Linked DNA regions of Mus musculus: region 2 is linked to region 1. A link is a loop called in an ENCODE intact Hi-C map of the cell type or tissue named here. Cell type or tissue: left cerebral cortex. All regions are shown on one strand. Links, peaks and the distances in the headings refer to the core of each region. The heading gives the core; the rest is flanking DNA. Region 1 holds the start of Kpna1 (karyopherin (importin) alpha 1). Region 2 overlaps Hspbap1 (Hspb associated protein 1).

The links. Hi-C counts contacts between places; a loop is a spot of excess contacts. Peaks named below come from ENCODE experiments on the same cell type or tissue, not always from the same donor. Only the 100,000 strongest peaks of a DNase experiment are listed, where the experiment ranks them.
Region 2: it touches region 1 in a loop (9-fold over the local background); 1 of 42 quality-filtered maps calls a loop at or near these places.

Annotation. Positions count from the first base shown.
Region 1 is chr16:35,978,731-35,984,110 of GRCm38, reverse strand. It overlaps Kpna1 (karyopherin (importin) alpha 1), which reads right to left and starts at 748. Exons shown (of 14, transcript NM_008465.5): 1 at 603-748. It overlaps Gm15564 (a long non-coding RNA gene), which reads left to right and starts at 782. Exons shown (of 2, transcript XR_001781900.2): 1 at 782-1,059. In left cerebral cortex, for the core only: a CTCF peak has its summit at 2,357; DNase peaks (open chromatin) are centred at 1,067, 1,528, 1,897, 2,359 and 1 more place; H3K4me3 peaks cover 1,503 bases; H3K27ac peaks cover 1,289 bases.
Region 2 is chr16:35,770,506-35,775,885 of GRCm38, reverse strand. It overlaps Hspbap1 (Hspb associated protein 1), which reads right to left. Exons shown (of 8, transcript NM_175111.3): 1 at 5,347-5,380. Among named protein-coding and RNA genes, the nearest start is that of Hspbap1, 2.8 kb to the right of the region's middle. In left cerebral cortex, for the core only: no CTCF peak of the experiment used is centred there; no DNase peak of the experiment used is centred there; H3K4me3 peaks cover 505 bases.

The DNA.
Region 1 (5,380 bases), core at 310-5,309:
ATGCGAGCCTCAGCTAAGGCTTGGCGGTTTCCCTCGCATCGCCGGCTCACACAGCCGACCAACTTGTCATTGCTATAATTACCACACCCCCGTCAGCAGCTCCAGGCCCGCGTAGTTATGACATCTGTAAACTGCAAGCCTCCCGTCTCCACCCCCACCTCCCTCCAAACACCGGCCCCGGTGGTAACCTGCCAACTCCCCGATCGGCCCCGCACGCCTCGGCCTCAGCCACCGCACTCCGCGCCGCCCGCCCCCGCCCTCAAGCTAGCGCGGCGCGCAGACTCCGCGCCGCCGCCCGGCGCCCCGCAGTCCCCGACGCCGCTTCCACCGCCGCGCCGCGCCGCGCCGCCCCGCCCCGACCGGCGTTCCTCACGGCGAGCACCAGCGTTCCCCACCCCCACCCCGCTCCGCCGCCGCGCGGCCGTTAGGACCGCCGGGCCCGTGACGCACCGGAGCGACGCGAGGGTCCGGTCCCCGGCGCGCCCGAGCCAGCTCCGGCTTCCGCCCGCGTCCGCCTTCGCCCCGGGGCCTCCCTCGGGTCCGCGGAGGGGGACCCAGAGCCGCCCGCCGAGGGGGAGGGGCCGCGAGGTGCCCCCACTCACCGGCTCCAGGCGACCGGTCCCGGTGCCACTACGAAGAGGGAGACGCTCGCTCTTGGCCCGCCCGCTGCGCCTCTTCTGCGCACAACCTTGACCAGCCGGCGCGCACCACGGCGGCGCTCACCAGGCCTCGCTCTCCGCTGCCGCTCACAGAGCCGCGAGACCCAGCTCAGCCGGCGTGCGCACTGCGCCTGCGTGCGGGGGCCGGCCGGCGCGCCTGCGTGCGCTTCTCCGCCGCCTGCCGCAGGGGCTGCCGGGAAGCGGAGTCTCCGAGCGTGGACGCCCTAGGCTAGCGGCGGCCAGGGAAAAGGCGGCGGCCAGGGCGTGGGTCTCTGCGGACCAGGTTGGCAGTCAGTAAAAGCGCAGACATATAGAAGTTATGGAAACAAACTTGTCCTTACTAAGCTCTTCCAGAATGGACGGATTCCCCCTCACATCAATATAGCTTCCCTCTCACATGGTAGGTACCTCACAGCCGAGCATGCTTATTGGATGAATGATGGCATGGTTGGAGGCTGAGGGAGTATTACAAAATACGTCAGTGTCTCACGTTCAAAGAATTCACATGCAACCCGTTTGCAGGAACTTTCTGGGTATTCTCTTCAGTTCTCACCCATCTTACCCGGTAATTTATTAGTATCATATAACATTAAATCGCTTTTTGAGCCTAGCATGACGGTAACGCACGCCTGTATTTTCAGCTCTAGGAAGTCTGAGGCAGGAGAATGGCGAATTCTAGACCAGCATTACTACGTAGAAAGACCCCTATCTCAAAAACGGCAATTTCCAGCGAAAATATTTGCGTTGCTATGAGAAGGCACGCTAAAACAAAATATTTAGGGAAATGACTTAACCGTTACATGATAGAATTTTTTTTTCTTTCTGGGGAGTAGAGCGGTGGCTTCAAAGGAACACTTTAAGACAGCAAGTAGAGGTCACAGGAAAATCACAACCACAGGACACGGTTTAACAAGTCAGTTTAAAAGGAATACTGAGGAGCACCGGACATGAATCTGTAGAACCCCCGAAGGGAGACCCTCACTCAAGTCTCAGGGATCGCGAGCCCAGAAAGCCACAGTCACGCTTGCTGCAAACACACGAGGTTTTTAATGGCACACAAACCAGCATGCTGAGGTCGAGACCCATACACCACGCAGGGGTAGAGGAGTCTGACCCCAACCCTATTTTCCAGCAGGTTTATAAAGGTAAAAACCAGAACCTAGGGGGAGGATGGGAGAGGAAACAGGGGAAGTCTAGGGGCGGATATTTACTTCAAGGCACCTGGGACATTGAAACATTTTGTGGTTGTTTTTCCCAAGAGTTCCAGGGAATTAGGCCATCTGGCCGGGGGCGGGGGCCCATGTTCTCAGGGCAGTCATTATTTTATTTTTTTACTCTTCATTTCCCCACTTCTTCTTGTGAGTAGCTCTAATCTTAGAGCGACCCCTCTTCTTCTTTCGGCAAAGTCAGGTACTGTTGTCGGAGCACCATTACCTGTACAACACTAACCCTGTCTTTTACAAAAGCCACTAACTTATTAAGAATGCAAGGTCCAAAAGTGAGCAAAAGCAAAAGGATGATTAGGGGACCGGCAAGGGTAGAAACAAGGGTGGTAAACCAAGGAGACTTATTAAACCAATTTTCAAACCAGCTCTGTCTATCTTCTCTTTCCCTTCTGCGCTTGTCTAACCGGCTCTTCCTATCATTGTGAAGCAGAATTCACCAAGCGTTGGATTGTTCACCCACTAATAGGGAACGTGAGCTGGGTTTAGACCGTCGTGAGACAGGTTAGTTTTACCCTACTGATGATGTGTTGTTGCCATGATAATCCTGCTCAGTACGAGAGGAACAGCACCTTTTCTGGGGTCTGATGAGCGTCGGCATCGGGCGCCTTAACCCAGCGTTCGGTTCATCCCGCAGCGCCAGTTCTCAGGGCAGTCATTATTTTACTTTTTTACTCTTCGAATCAATACATCTATAAATGTAAGACAGGAGGAGAAAAAGGACCACATGGGCTAACTGCTCCCACCAGATTGGCCTGAAGGCTCGTCGGTGGGGTGTTTTCCTGACTCACGATAAATGTGAGACTCACTGTGGGCGGTGCCACCTCTGGGCTGTATAGGATAACAAGCTGAGAGTAAGCCAGGGACCAAATTCCTCCATGATCTGCTTCAATTACTGCCTCCAGGTTCCTGCCTTGAATTCCAGTCCTGGCTTCCCTCAAAGATGCACTGTAAGCTGAAATGCCTGCCCCCAAGTTGTTTTGGTTAGTTTTATCATAGCAACCGAAAGCAAACTAGAACAACTTTCTCGATCCCTCAGTCCTTCTCTCCCTTTCTTCTCACTTTCTTCCTTCTGCGTCAGTATCATCTTCTCCACTAAGAGTGTGCTTGTTTACATGGAAGCTGAATTTGAGCAAAGCAGCTTGGGAGAAAGTGTTCTATCAGAGAGACTTAGGGGTTAGTGTTGCCAATTTGACCCAAGCTAGAATCCTCTGGAAAGAGGGGACCTCAATTGAGAAAATGCTTCCAGGAGATACAGTTTTAAGGAATTTTCTTAATTAGTGATTGCTAGGGAAGGGCTCAGCCCATTGTGGATGGTACCATCACTGGGCTGGTGGTTCTGGATTCTATAAGAAAGAAGTGTACTAAGCCAGGAGGAGCAAGCCAGTAAGCAGCATCCCTCCATGGCCTCTGTATCAACCCGCTGGAGTTCCTGTCCTGGCTTCCTTCAATGACTGCCTGACCATAGCTGAGCTGATATCTGATCATTATATTCTGCTCAGGAGGTAAGACTCATTCAACCTTGTGGAGGTTGGTTATTCCCTAATCCACCCTTACTCCCAAGTAGATACAGTCGTGAGCGTCCTAACCAAAAGTCTAGGTCTCTTCTCTTTGGCAAGGCCTCCTCAGCCCCATGAGGCAGACAAAACCTTGATCATTGGATTTGCAATCCTCAGTCACTGACTGCTTGGGAAAGCAAGGACAAGTGTGGGGCTCTCTTCTGTGTCTTGCACTACCTCAGTACCTCTTCATTAAGGTTTTTAGTAGTGGAAGGGTTGATCCACCTCCACTACAGTAGACCACAGCTGCATAATGACTTTACACAGAAACATAATGCCTGTACACATATCTGGTCTTTTATGTTTCTCTGTTTTTTATTTTGAGAAGTACAAAAAGTAACAGTATTTTTGCTATTATGAATATTCTCGTATATATACTGTGTAGAAGGAAAATGTCTTACCTTAGCACATTGCATCATTTTATAGGACATTACATCATGTTTAAGAGTCTCTTGCCTGTGTGTGTATGTATGTACGGCATATGTGTGAATGCCTGGTACCTGCAGAAATCAGAAGAAGGTACCAGATCTCCTGGAACTGCAAATGCAGACAGTTGTGAACTGTCATGTGGTTAGTGAGAGGCAAACCAAGGTCCTTAGCAAGAGCAGCAAGTGCCCTTAACCACTGAGACATCTCTCCAGCCCCAGGACACTGTGTCTTCAATATTACTAGATATGACAGGCAGAAGTCTTAGGATAACACTCCTCCGACCCAGGCACTGCTGTGATCTCTGATTCTTGGTGCTGCTCTGTATAATCACCACCTGTATTAGTCAGGGTTCTCTAGAGTCACAGAACTTACGGATAGTCTCTATATAGTAAGGGAATTTGTTATGACTTACAGTCTGTAGTCCAACTCCCCAACAATGGTCAGCTGTGAATGGGAAGTCCAAGAATCTAGTAGTTGCTCAGTCCCACATGGCTAGTAGACTCCAATAGATGTGCTGGCAAGTAAATGCAAGCAGGCAGAGAGAGAATCTTCCTTCTTCCAGTATAGGTCTCCAGCAGGTGTGGCCCAGATTAAAGGTGTACACCACCATGACTGGATCTGGGACTTGTTTTGTCCCAGGCTGACCTTGAACTCAGAGATCTCCTTGCCTTAGTCTCCTAGGATTCATAGCCACTGTACCTCAAGATCTCCATGCCAAGATCCAGGTCAGAAACTTGTATCTCCCAGCCTCAAGATCTGGATCACAGGTGAGCTTTCCAATTCTGGATTGTAGTTCATTCCAGATATAGTCAAGTTGAAAACCAGAAATATCCATTACACCACCCCTTGAATATCTATAGGACCCCTTACTAGCCAACAGACTGGACTAAAAGATAGAAGGCCTCTGGTGATGACATTTCATTTAGTAGTGCTTTGTGTTTATGAAACTAAAAATTCATGCTAGCCTTAAGTTGTCATATTGTCACTTGCCTATAGAAGGCCACCTGGTAGGGCCTGCTGATGGCCTCTAGGACCTGAATAAAGCTAGCATTCAGTAAGAATCTAGAGCCTGCAATCATATAATCACAAGAAATGAATTCTGCTAATAGCCTGGGTGAGCTTGGAAACAGAATCTTCCTGACTTGAGCCTTCACTAGAGAAACATATACTTTATTGCTGCTTGATAGATCCTCAGCAGAGGATCCAGGTAAACTGTGGATACCCTCTGTGAATAGGTTTGAATAGATATGCCCTTCTACCCCTCCTATCCCTTTCATAGGCTCACATGTTTGAATGCTTGGCTCATGCGGAGTGTATTAGCCAAGGTTCTCTAGAGTCACAGAACTTATGAGCAGTCTCTATATAGTAAAGGAATTTATTGATGACTTACAGTTTGCAGTCCAACTCCCAACAATGGTCAGTAGCAGCTGTGAATGGAAATCCAAGAATCTAGCAGTTGCTCAGTCCCACAAGGCAAGCAGGTGAAGGAGAGATAGACTTCCTTCTTCCA
Region 2 (5,380 bases), core at 148-5,147, 210 kb after region 1:
AAAAGAATAAACTTTCTAGGGCTCCCACTGCATCCATCTTCATACAAAATGCCTTTGCTTTTCTCCTTGCACCCTTGTAATATGTGCATTTGTAAAAAAAAAAAAAAAAAAAACAAAAACCTTTTGTTCTCTCTCGCCTTGTCTAATTGAAGACAAAGCTGTCTCTTACAGAAGGATTTTGCTTTCTTTATAATAAGTGTGTGCCATCCTCAATTAATGGTTCTGGAGAAGGTGACAGTTTAAAAGGTCTAAAGAGAGAATTTAAATGTTCTTTAATATGAAATTGAAGGCTATCTACAGAACTGTGTGTACAGGCTACGTTACTCTGTGAAGCAGGTTCACATTGCCATTTTTTTTTCTCCCACTTCTAACTTTAAATTAAGAACCAATGATTTTTCTCAAAGCAATTCTACTTTTAGATATATACATCTATGAAAACTAAAAGCATATTTACATACATACAAACATGCACACATACACAAATGCTCATAGGTGTACTGTTGGTCAATGTTAGAAGTAGAAATAATCCCAATATCTACTAGTTGATGAGTGGATAAACAAAATGTGGTAGGTCGACATGCATGCATGCACCAGCGTGTATGACACCTTAAACCTGTTAAGGGAGCGACATTAGATACCACACATACTGTATGACTCCATTTAAAGGCAATGTCTAGAATAGGCAGATCTACAGAGATGAGGATGACAGGTTCCCCAGAGCTAGAGCAAAAGGGAGACAGTGAGTAACTGGCAATGGTATCAGAGTACTTTTGGGAATGGTGAGAATGTTTTGCAATGACAGTGACAAATGGCTGGACAGCTTTGGGAACATTCTAAAAACCACTGCTTTACGCATTTTAAAAGAATGGATTTGATGGGATGTAAATGCTACAAAATAAATACCCCTTTACTCAGCTGTATGTTTGATATGTTCTGTAACATACCATTGTCATACCTAAATGCCATCTATTCAGATGAAACCCAACCCTGCTCCCAACAGCCTTAATATCTCTAATGCTGTAGGAGCTGTAAGGAAGCAGCAAGAGAGACGAGCCTCTACATATGCTGCAGGGAGAGCAAAGGCTTGGGTTAAAGGAAACACTAAAGGTTAATGTGGCATGGTCTAAGGGTCTAAAGGGTTGAGGAAGACAAAGAGGGCCTGGCTATGGGACAGCCAAACAATGGTGTGCTGGTCCTTTCTTATATTCTTGCTTCTAGTGCAGCTAATTGTAACAGACTAAATTAAGTGAGGTTGTCTTCTAACAAAAAGCCCCAACTGTTTCAGCAAAGGGACCCCAGACCATTCCATAAACAGGGGGTTAGCTAAGAACAAATGCAACTATTTCTTGGTACCTATGAGAATAGAGAGAGCTTAGAATACAGAATTAACAGCATTTAACACACCTACAATATCAGAAGATAGTAACGTCGGCAAGTAACAGCTATCAGTCAAGGCTGATCACTAACAAAGCCAAAAGCAAAGGCGACAGAAGGGGTGTCCATCACCCGAGTGGACAGTGCATGATCGTCTCTCTGGGTAGGCCAGGAAGGCGTGTAGGCTTTCCACTGGCTCAGCCCACGACAGTCTCAGAACCCAAATCTCAATAGAGATTCCTTTGTCCAACTATGACCATGACCCTATAAAAACCCCTAGACAAGGGGACTCAACAGCTTTCCTCTCTACAAAACCCCTCCCATTCTCGCTGTTCTCCAATTTCTCATTTTTCTGTATTTTTTTTTAAATAAAGCTTGCTTCTACTTTGCACCCCGTGAAAAGTTTGTCTCTTTAATCTTCATTGGCACGAGACAACGAACTCAGAGTCACAGTCCAAGGCTGACTTCTGGTTTCTGTTGAGTGTCCAGCACTATAGGACCCTGGGTCAAGTGCAAATGGGCTTAATCAAACAGGTCCCACTATACTCAAAACCCTACACACTTAATTTATACCTTGTTTTTCAGGCTGGAAAAGAAACACCGCCCAGCTTTTTCCTCACATCAGTCAGTGATGGGACCAGCACTTTCTTTTGCCCTGTTTGTGGTGCTGGGAATTTGACCTAAGGCCTTCAATAAACAAGACAAGCACTACACTGCTGGCCGATACTCCCAAGTCCCAGCGCTTGCTGCTAGCAATAAAAAATGACCATCATCCTCAGATATCTAATTCCTGCCAGACACTAAGGCTCAGCTGGCTACATGTATTCTTAAATTTCACAATAATTGTGCATTACATAAAAATGGAAACTGAGGCCCAGGGGGATTGTCAACTCCCTCTAATCTATCCTGTATCTTCACCCAGAGTGATCGTCCTAAACTTAAATCTGATCCTACTACCCCCACAATCAAACCTGGGCATCCCTCTCAACACTCCTCACACCAACTCTTCCACTCCCCGGACTACGTCCTCCTCCTTCTCTTACTTACCTCTAGGCTTGGGACAGTTTGTGTTTTTAATTTTAAATTAAAAAATTATTAGAACGCATGCGGGCGTGCCTGCGTCACAGCTCACATGTGGAGGTCAGTATCAACACGGCATCAAGACTCTTCTACCTTTTTTCCATGGGTGTAGTAAAAAATATTTTTAAAAAATCCCAGCACAGGGGTTCCTTCCCGCCTTTGACCATTTATGTTCCCAAATAAAACACACACACAGCCTTTATATATTTTTTTAAAGATTTATTTTATTTTTGAGTACACCATAGCTGTCTTCAGACACATTAGAAGAGGACATCAGATCCCATTACAGATGGTTGTGAGTAACCATGTGGTTGCTGGGAATTGAACTCAGGACCTTTGGAAGAACAATCAGTGCTCTTAACCGCTGAGCCATCTCTCCAGCCCGCCTTTATATTTTTAATATGCTTCACCCACCACACTGTCTGAGCAACTGCCTACCTTCCACGCTGTTAGAATCCACTTTCTACCCATAACCACATTACTACTATGTTTCATCTGGGCTGCTACTAGCTCCAATTGGCCAGCCCACATGGCTGCTTTATGGCTCAGCTAACCCATGGTATCTTCCTCCCTTCCTGCTCCTCCTCGCGGTCTCTAGCCTAGGAAACCTAAGTCCCGCCTACCTCTCTTCTCCCCAGCTATTGGCTGCAGGCATCTGGGTCTATGTGCTGACTCCATTTAGCCAGCACTTAGTATGAGAATAGAGGCAGCCTTAGGCCAACCCACTGTGCGTGTGTTCTGGCATGGGTGGGTGTTCAAACTCAGGTTGCCAGCCATGCAGGGTAAGCACTTTACCCACTATCTCACTGGCCCCTTCTTCATTTTCTTTGAGAGAAGGTTTATGTCTAGGCTGGCCTCAAACTTGCTATGTGGCCAAAAACGACCTTGAGTTCCTCATCCACTCTCTTATGTTATGGGGTACAGGTATGCAATACCTTACCTGGCTGGGACCCCTTATTCATTCACTCAGCATACTTATTACATGCCTGATACTGTTATGTGCTACTGGACACACAGTGGTAAATGAAATGTCTTATTACTTTCCTAATGCCACGATTACACACACAAAGTCCCAAAGTCTTCTACATTCCCCCAAAACTAGTGTGGTCAGGTCTGTCACAGAAATACCCTTCCCCTAGTACCAACTTCGGTCTTAGTTTTGTAAGGATGCCATTACCAAGGCAACTTATGAAGCAAGAGTTTACCTGATACGGCCTTGTTGAAGGAAGTATGTCACTGTGTAGGCGGGCTTTGAAATCTTCTAGGGTTCAAAGTTCTGCCCAGTGTGGAAGAGAGTCTCCTCCTGACTCTCTTCGGGATCAAGCTGTAGAACTTTCAGCTCCTCCAGCACCATGCCTGCCTAAAGGCTGCCATACTTCCTACCATGATGATAATGGTCTAAACCTTTGAAACTGTAAGCCAGCCCCAAATAAATGTTTCCTTTTATTACAGTTACCTTGGTCGTGGTGTCTCTTCATAGAAATGATAACTCTAAGACAGTTAGCATCCATGATCCATCATGGCAGGGAGCATAGCAATAGTCAGGCAAGCATGAAGTTGTAGCAATAGCTGAAAACTTACATTTTGGTCCACAAGCAGGCAGTGGAGAGCGCTGAGAATGGCACGGGCTTTTGAAACCTCAAAGCCTACTACCCCTAGTGACACACCTCCAGCAAGGCCATTTTCTAATCCTTCCCAGATTTCCACCAACTGGGGACCAAACATTTAAGTAGATGAGCCTATGGGGCCGTTTTTATTCAAACCACCACAGGTTATTTCCACAAAGCGCTTAACATCTAGTAGAATATGCAAGGGTTAGAGATATTTGGAACCTGCAAGATGGGTACAAGTATGATGGAAAGGGAATCGACCAGTCAAGAACGTACGAAACCCACATTTTATGGCTAATTAAAAATGTTTAAGAATGTACAAACAGAAGAGATGCTTAGAGACCTCAACAGACCCAGTGGGCATTTTCTCCAGGCTCCGCCCCACAGTTACCTGGCAACAGCCAGGTGTCTGACTCATGGTAAAAGGGGCTGATTGCCCCTCCTCTTTCTCTTGCTCTCTTGCCCTTGCTCCTTAACCTTTCTCCATTCCCCTCCCCCCTCCACGTGCTCATGGCCGGCCTCTACTCCTCTTCTCTCTCTGCCTTTACTCGCTCAACTCCGCTCCCATACCCTGAAGAAACTCTATTCTCTACTATACCTTTGTGTGGCTGGTCCCTCAAGGGGAAGGGATGCCTCAGCATGGGCCCGCGGAGCGGAGGCACCCCCTTCCCCAACACCTGACTACACATCCACCAAACATATTCTCCTTATTTTTATAAAACACAACAGACCCCAAATTAAATTTTTGTGTAGGTCACGGTTTTTGGAGCTTGGATTTTAGTGGAGGTTCTAAGTCCAATACAAATTATTAAAGAATCTTACGTGTCACTTTTGCTGTTGAATGGTGGATAAGAGAGGCATAAAATAGGATACAGGACACATTATCAGGAAGATAAATTGGTTTTTTAAAAAATGAGAGAATGATTTGGGACAGGAGAGATGGACTGTCAAGTAAAAACCCCTGGTGCACAAGTCTGGCGAACTCCCCAGAGACCTCCATAAAAAGTTATGGTCGCATACACCTGGAATCCCAACAGAGACAAGAGAATTGCCACAAAATTCCCTCAGAGGCCAGCGATCCTGGAGTCCTCAGAGGAACTTCTTACTCCACAGTGGTACTTGTCCCGATAGATCAGAAAACTGATCCGCACGACGTTAAGAAGCCACATGCTCTAAAAAGTCACTTTCTCCCAGGCCTAACACGCCGCGGGCGAGACTTGGGATGGAGCCGCGCCCATCCGCACCGCTCGGAGGCACTTCGGCGTCCCTGGCTCGCACCTACCTTCCTCCCCCACAGTTCTCTCGCCCAGGGTCGG